Regions from separate parts of the Homo sapiens genome. Here region 1 is linked to region 2. A link is an interaction called in ENCODE POLR2A ChIA-PET data of the cell type or tissue named here. Cell type or tissue: OCI-LY7. All regions are shown on one strand.

Region 1 (4,000 bases), 250 kb before region 2:
AGGTAGAAATGGGCTCTCCGAGAAGAGATGCTGGAAAAAAGATGTACTTGGAACCATACTGCATGCTAATCCAAGACGAACTTGTCAAGATAAAAATATAAAAAATAAGCCATAACAGTAACAGAAGAAAAAGAAAGAACTACAAGTAGCAGGTACACATTTTTTTTTTAATTTAACCTTTCTCACATTAAGAGAAATGTAAATTAAAACTACACTTGGTGACCATTTCTTCTCAAACTGATGAATACCCAAAAGCTGGAAACATACTTTGTTGGCAAAACTGTGAGGAAGCGGGCACACTCTCATGGCTTGCTGGTAAGAGCATAAAATAGTAAAACCCCACTTGCATTTACCCTGTAACCCAGAAAACAATCCTCCTTGCACTTGTGTGAAATGTCATCTTTACAAGGTTTTTCACTACAACACTGTAACGGCAAACACAACACAACTGTCCTTCAATAAACCAAAGTGCTTATACACAATGGAATTACCATTCAGGTGTGCAAACGGGGTACTCTCTCTACACAGACATGCACTCCCTTTTAAGATATGCTATTTAGAGAAAAAAGCCAAGGTGTGGAATCATGTAAAGTAAATAGTATGCTATCTTTTGTTTTTTAAAAAGGGGGCAATAAGAATATACACACTCATATTTTCTTGTACTTGTAATACTAAAATACAAGGATATACAAGAAAGTAAAAAATATGGTTACTTCAGAATGGAGCAGACAAAAGTGGGTGGCAGCAAGATTTCTCAATATATAACTTTATATTATTTTGATCTTTGAACCCTAAAAATGTAGTAATCAAAAACATTAAATTACAAAATAACCCCACTCACTTTTAGATTAAAAAATTAACATTGTTCACACATACCAAGTACCTTCTAGAAAACAAGTCCATTAAAGAATAAATGACAAGCCAGGCGCGGTGGCTCAAGCCTGTAATCCCAGCACTTTGTGGGGGCCAAGACAGGCAGATCACTTGAGGTCAGGAGTTCGAGACCAGCCTGACCAACATGGTGAAAGCCCAGCTCTACTAAAAATATAAAAAATTAGCTGGGCGTGGTGGCAGGCGCCTGTAATCCCAGCTACTCAGGAGGCTGAGGCAGGAGAATCGCCTGACCCCAGGAGACGGAGGTTGTAGTGAGTCGAGATCGCACCACTGCACTCCAGTCTGGATGACAAAGCCAGACTCTATCTCAAAACAAACAAAAAAGAATAAGTGACTTACGGAAAAAATATCGGAAACACATATGGCAAGGATTATTTCCCAAGCTTTCTTTTCAACCAGAAAAGATGACAACCCAAAAGAAAAATGAAGAAAGACAGGAACAAACAATTTGCAGAGAAAGAAATAGAAACAGCTAACAACACACAAAGAAAAGATGTCCACATGTAATTAAAGAAAGGCAAACAAAGACAATAAAATGCCATTTTTACCTGTCAGTCACTCTCACATACTTTTGGTGACACTATAAACTGGTGAAACCTTTTTGGAGGGCAATTTGGCAATAGTTATCAAAGCCTAAAGCAGCCAAAGCCTGCAGCCATAGCCTCCAACCTAGCAATCACTAGCACCTCACCCCAGGGCCACCCTTGGACAAGTCCATCCTGGCATTTGTTCAAGTATATTGCTTGCAGCACTGTTTTCAATAACAAAAATGAACAACTCAAATGTGTATCAATGAGGACCCTAATAAATAAATGATGGTACAGCCACATAATGCAGTACTACACAGGCATTAAAAAGAATAAGGTTTACCCTGTAAGTGTGAACACGGAAGATCACCAAGATGTGCCATTAGGTTATTAAAAAAAAAAAAAAAGGTGCAGAGAAGTATACAGAGCAGGACCCCCCACGAGTAAAATGCGAGAGGGCCTGGAAGTGGGACAGGGAGGAATACCTCGACTTCTTTTTGCATACTTTTTCTTTGTCATTTTATATACATTTTTGCTCTGTTTGAATTCTAACTATGACTTTAAAAAAAAAAAGAATTTAAAATACATTTTGGCAATCACTTGCGAAGCATTTTACCAAAGAAAGCAGATTCTTAGCCTGGCCAACATGGTGAAACCCCGTCTCTAGTAAAAATACAAAAATTAGTTGGTTGTTGTGGTGGGCACTCATAATCCCAGCTACTCGGGAGGCTGAGGCAGGAAGGAGAATCACTTGAACCCGGGAGGCAGAGGTTGCAGTGAGCCGAGATGGTGCCACTGCACTCCAGCCTGGGTGGCACAGCAAAACCCTGTCTCAAAAAAAAAAAGTAGATTCTTTATCATGCCTACATTGTTTCCCAACATTTCTGTGCAACAACAGGGGATGAGGGCAATGAAGACAATTCTCACAATATAAAACCAGCAGCAGCACCCCTGCACATCACCTCAAGCTGTATTTTCAAGCTCACGAGATGTGAGACATGGGCTGCAAATCAATTGGGCGCACATTTCTACAAGAGTCTTTATGTTCAGGATTCCACAAACAGCACGACCACCGCAGCACGGCCCTGGAGACACAATCACAGTTCTGGATTCACTGCTGACTTCAACCTACCTGGCTTCTTTGCACCTCTGTTTCCCCATCTGTAGAAGAATATGTGTGTGCATGTTCGTGTGTGTGAATGGTAGGGAAAGGCTATTAGATGATCCTAAAACTATATGATTCTAACTTAAAAGTACTGCAATCTTTGCATAGGTATTTTGGAAACAAAACTCATTGATAATTTGGAAAGTAGCAAACATGTTCAAGCTGCTCTTATGGTATCTATCCAGGGTCTCAATAAACATATGAAATATTAATTATACCACAGAAACAGCTCAGCTGAATTTCTATAGGCTGAAAAGGAAATCCATCAGTAGTGTCTACTAACATCAAACCAACATCACGTTGCTAAAGTAATTATATAAAATATAAAAATATTTTCAAGGCCAGGTGCAGTGGCTTATGCCTATAATGCTAGCACTTTGGGAGGCTGAAGCAGGTGGATAGTTTGAGCTCAGGAGTTCAAGACCAGTCTGGACAACACGGCAAAACTCCATCTCTTAAAAAAAAAAAAAAAAAAATTAGCTGGGCATGGTGGCATGCGCCTGTAGTCCCAGCTACTCAGGAGACTGAGGTGGGAGGATCACTGGATCCCGGGAGGTTGAGGATGCAGTGAACTGAGATAGTGCCACTGCACTCTAGCCAGGGCAAAAAAGTGAGACCCTGTCTCAAATATATATAGGTATGTATGTAAGATCTCAGCCCTAATTTTTATTTTTAAACAGCACATGGGTATAAAATTCCCCATTAGCTACTTTAGTTTTGTTCCTCTGAGCCAACTGCTAATGTCACACTGACTCTGAAGATTTGCAGTGGTGCCATGACATGAACACTTAACATTCTGAAATATGCTGTGGTCCCAACTTTTGGGCAAGTGGGGACATGAAGCTTGTGGAGATTCAACACTTCACAACATAACGGAGGATAGGAGCATGACAGGTGGGCATACTGGATATCATGGCCATTGAAATGACCATTTCTAGTAGTTATACGCTGTCAAGAGTTTCTTTGCATAGATAAAGCTAACTTTAGACTATTCGTACCTAGTTCCAAAAATCCATAGTTGTTCATGTACAAAAAGAATTCTATCAATGTCAAAGAGAAAACATATTATTACCAATTATCTGGTATGGTATATTAAGTGACAGGAAAAGGTAGGCACTGACTTTTATTTTTCTATAACTACATTTATCAATAGATGACCTATGTCTATCCCCTTTTCACTATTCCCTTTGGGCTGAGCAGAGGCTAAAGGAAAAGTAGGCCAAGTATATTTAATATTTTACATCAAACAAGTTATTTGCTTAAGATGCTTTGGCCAGCCTTGTGTCTGGCACTAGCGCCCAGCCTGACAGTTCCAGTAGGAATTAAACACCAGTTTTAATGGGTGCTGTGTTCCAATGCCTACTAATGCATTGACGGTTGTTGGCCAACTTCTTCAAATAAAAGCAAGAGTGAG
Region 2 (4,000 bases):
TCACTTATGGTTTCTTTGCAGGAGGAGAGGGCAGTGAGAGATAGGAATCTCCTCCAGGTTCATGACCATAATCAGCCCATCCCGTGGAAAGTGCAGTTTAACTTGGGCAATAGCAGTCGTCCGAGCAATCAGTGCCGCAACTCCATTCAAGGGAAGCACCTCATCACGGATGAACTCGGTGAGGCTGGCTTCCCTTCCTCTCCAGGCGGTCAGGAGCGTAGGCTGGTTGGGCCATTCATAGGGTTTTTGTTTGAATAGGGATTCCTCTGCAACACATTTTCTCTCCTCGCTCATCTCCAACATTCCCCAGGTTTTTGTCTTCTATACCCTACTCATCATTCAAGGTTCCCTTCAACATCAGAGAAGCTTGTTTTGATAACTCTAACTCTTAAAAGTTCTTTCTGCCTACAACTTACAACATGAGCACTGTGTCACGCATCAGTCCCCAGGCCCCTTCTGACAATCTCTCCCCAGCCTCACTATTTCCCCATCTTGCCAATCTTTTTTTCTCATCTCGAGGGTGAACTCTATAGGATAAGAGCTCAGTTTTCCTTCTTGGTAACCTGAGTAAAATTCACATTGTGTTGACACTCAAGAAATGTACTTGTTGACTGACCAGAATGCATTCCCAACTCAGCAGTGATGCCAGTGACAAGCTATATTTTTCAGATCACATTGAAAAAGCAAATCATATTGAAAATAATGTGGGTTTTGTTTTTTAATAAGCAGAGTGAAGTTTAGCAAAAGGAAGTTACTTCCATAAGATGACATAGTCAGTGGGCAGACATTGACTTGGAGTTCAGGGCTTCTTACAGGATGTGTGACATTCAGTGAGAAAACATGAAATCTTACACTCTCACTTTAATGTTTTAGTGCTGGGTTGTGAGCACAGTTTGTCATCTTTTATCATAGCTAGTGAAAGAATATTCTTTTGATTAATTTGGGTAAGACAGAGACTCTTGGACTCTTTGAGTAAAAAATTCCAGGAGTGAAGGAATCAATCAATTAATAAAAATCCAAGAGCTATAGGTTTTATTTTTCTCCATGAGTATGGGTGAAGTAAGTAGTTTAGTAAAGAAAGCATGTAAGAACTTACGCTTCTTAGCAAGCAGATGCCACTGTGAATATTGCCGGGGTAACACATTATTAAATAAGATCATTTGCATTTACAAACTTTTCAAAGGCTGGAAGTTAATTTTCAAGGCAATAGCAACACAGTATGAGGTTGTGATCTTACAGGACTCCTTGTTGGAGATAACGTTTGAGTTAGTAGATGTCTGATACAAGATGAGAGTTCTTGATGAGCTTGCTTTCACCAAGCTAGAAAGAGCTGCATTTCAAGGCTGAATACTGTAAGTTGGCAGTGGGGAAAAAAAAGGATGCCTGAGATGCTGACACTTACAAGATGAAAAGTAAAAGGCAGAAAGAGAATTTCAACTGGCAGAGTTTAGGTCACATTATATACAGTTGCTATGTGTTTATTATTTTGAGCAGAATTTTGAGGAAAATGCTAACTAACTTAATTACATTTTGTGTTTGTTTCTAGTCCCTGAAAAGAAAATGAGTAGAAATAGGAAGAATCCCAAGAAACATTTACTATAGCATTAGAATCATCCTCTCTTAATTTAGAAGACAGAATAACATAAACAACAACTACCACAAAAGGCACCGATTCCCAAGTATCTGGAACCCAGTTCTCTATAGACCTCATTTGCCCAAGTCTTAAGTGAGGGCCCTTTTAGTTTCTTTGTTACTGTTGTTCTACTGGTGCCTCCTGCTTTTGAACAGACTTTGTTTTCTAAAGTAGTTTCTGAAAACAACCTTATACTTCAGCAAGTCTCCTTCTCTGAGGATGAAGAAGCTGGGGTGTTTGGAATGCAGTGATGTGGGGAGCAGCTGCTCTGCACCTGTGGGCCTGAACGTGCACCTGGGAGCTCATGTGTGCACCTGGGACTTTCCTCGGGGCCAGTGGTGGCCCTTGTGGACCTATCCTTACATTTTTCTGTCCCATTCCCAGAAGGATGTAGAGAAATGTCTGCTTAGCAGCTCTGAACAATACATTAGCTTTTGTAAGAAGATTTTTTCTCTAAAGTTGGCCATGAATGGGCTGGGTTGGAAGGGGCATGTGTATATAGATGATGAGATTTATAAGAAGTTGAGGGGGGGATTAAGAGGTTTTTTTCTTTCTTGAGTATTAGAGAACTGCATTCCCAAAGGCCAAAGGGTGATTGAGTCCGTGGCACGTACACGTATAAATCAGTTTATAAGGGTTAGATGTGAATATTTCTATTTTTGTAATCTCCAAATTAGTCAGTATGCAGCGAGCATCTGAAAGATATTTGTAAAGAGTGGTTTGTTTGTTAAATCTAGAAGGACCTCACTTTTGTGAATCAGTGCCTCGGTTTTTTTCTGTTTTAAACTTTTTGTTCAAAAAAGAATGACATTTTTCTTCAAGCACAGATGAGACGTTGGCTTGCATAGGTTAGAATAGGAGAACGTAGCCGTAGCTTGACCTGATGATGAAATCAGACATGTGCCAGCCGACTAAACAGTAGGTGTAGGTAGGTTCCGACGTGTAGCCTGGCGATAACAGGGGAGTGCCTGCTTCCTGGAAACGACTGCCTGGGGAAAGTAAGCCCCACTCACATTATGTCCAGTTTCCAGCTCTCCGGTGCTTAGGATGATGCCCCAGACTCCAGCTTCTGTCTGTGTACTTTCACTGCTGCTTCATGGTCATCCCTGGTAGGGAGGTGGCAAGGCTGCTGGTTTTATGCTAAGGTTGGTCTCTGACTTTCAGGCTACGTTTGCGAGAGGAAGGATTTGCTGGTAAATGGCTGCTGTAATGTCAACGTCCCTAGCACGAAGCAGTACTGCTGTGATGGCTGCTGGCCCAACGGCTGCTGCAGCGCCTATGAGTACTGTGTCTCCTGCTGCCTGCAGCCCAACAAGGTATGGGGAGTTGATCCTGGTTCTGCGGCTCCTTTTTTCTTTCGGCCTCTGTTTTATGATGAGCATTAGGCTCTTCATGTGAGATTCCTCTGAAAATAAAACTTAGAAAGGAGCTTTGTAGGTGTCAGAAATTGCTGCACAATAGCTTTTATCTAAGGAAAGGAGGTGGTTCCCAGTTGCTTGAATGGTTCTTTTGCAGAATGGATCATTGTATTGCTAATCACATATCTAATGAATAAGATACCCAGGGTGTTTTGGCATGCACGTGTGTGCACGCGTGTGTCCTTTCCCCTCCCTCCTTTTCTCCTCCTCTTCCCCCCTTCCCTGTATCAGCATTCTCTTAGTTTAGGAGAGATAGCCAAGGTCACCTTGTGCTGGCTTAGGTAATTTATTACAGGCACTAACTTTTGTTTCCATAGCAACTTCTCCTGGAGCGCTTCCTCAACCGGGCAGCCGTGGCATTCCAGAACCTCTTCATGGCAGTCGAAGATCACTTTGAGTTGTGCCTGGCCAAATGCAGGACCTCATCTCAGGTCAGAAGCTGTGATGTCTCTAGCTGTGGGATGGCAGCTGACGGGTTAGAAGGAAACTAGAAAATACACACTGTCGATCCTTTTGGTGGGGTGGTAAGGGAGAAGAGACTCGAAGCCGTGTCACGCTTTGTTTGGTGTGATGATAGTATTTAAAATGTCAACGTGAGATTTATACAAGTTAGGGGAGGTGAAGCATTTATATTAAATCAAGGTCTAATCAACTGGCATCTCTTCTATGTGGTTGGTACATTTGTTCCTTAAGTGGAAGCTTAAAATTATTTTTAAGTCTGGTAGAGTCCTAATAGTCAGCTTCTAAGAGAAGGCCCTCCTCCCTGTCTTTGAAATTTGACTAAGGCTTTCCAGTAACCACTTGTTTAGAGTAAGTAGCAATTTGTTCTGGGATGGAGTCGCTGTTTATTTTAGGATTCAAGGGGATGAGGCAGGTGAATGTTTAAAAATACACGAATAAATCTGTAGGCTGTCAGGCTCTCAATACATATTAGCGTGCTGTCATTAAA

Evidence for each region. Peaks named below come from ENCODE experiments on the same cell type or tissue, not always from the same donor. Only the 100,000 strongest peaks of a DNase experiment are listed, where the experiment ranks them.
Region 1: POLR2A ChIA-PET joins it to region 2 with 5 read pairs; 4 of 35 experiments call an interaction of 5 or more read pairs at or near these places.

Annotation. Positions count from the first base shown.
Region 1 is chr12:116,964,988-116,968,987 of GRCh38, reverse strand. All of the region lies in intron 5 of FBXW8 (F-box and WD repeat domain containing 8), which reads right to left. Among named protein-coding and RNA genes, the nearest start is that of FBXW8, 56 kb to the right of the region's middle. In OCI-LY7, no CTCF peak of the experiment used is centred here; no DNase peak of the experiment used is centred here.
Region 2 is chr12:116,719,245-116,723,244 of GRCh38, reverse strand. SPRING1 (SREBF pathway regulator in golgi 1) reads left to right here. Exons shown (of 5, transcript NM_024738.4): 2 at 22-178; 3 at 2,798-2,949; 4 at 3,369-3,482. Among named protein-coding and RNA genes, the nearest start is that of SPRING1, 17 kb to the left of the region's middle. In OCI-LY7, no CTCF peak of the experiment used is centred here; a DNase peak (open chromatin) is centred at 1,878; H3K27ac peaks cover 1,236 bases.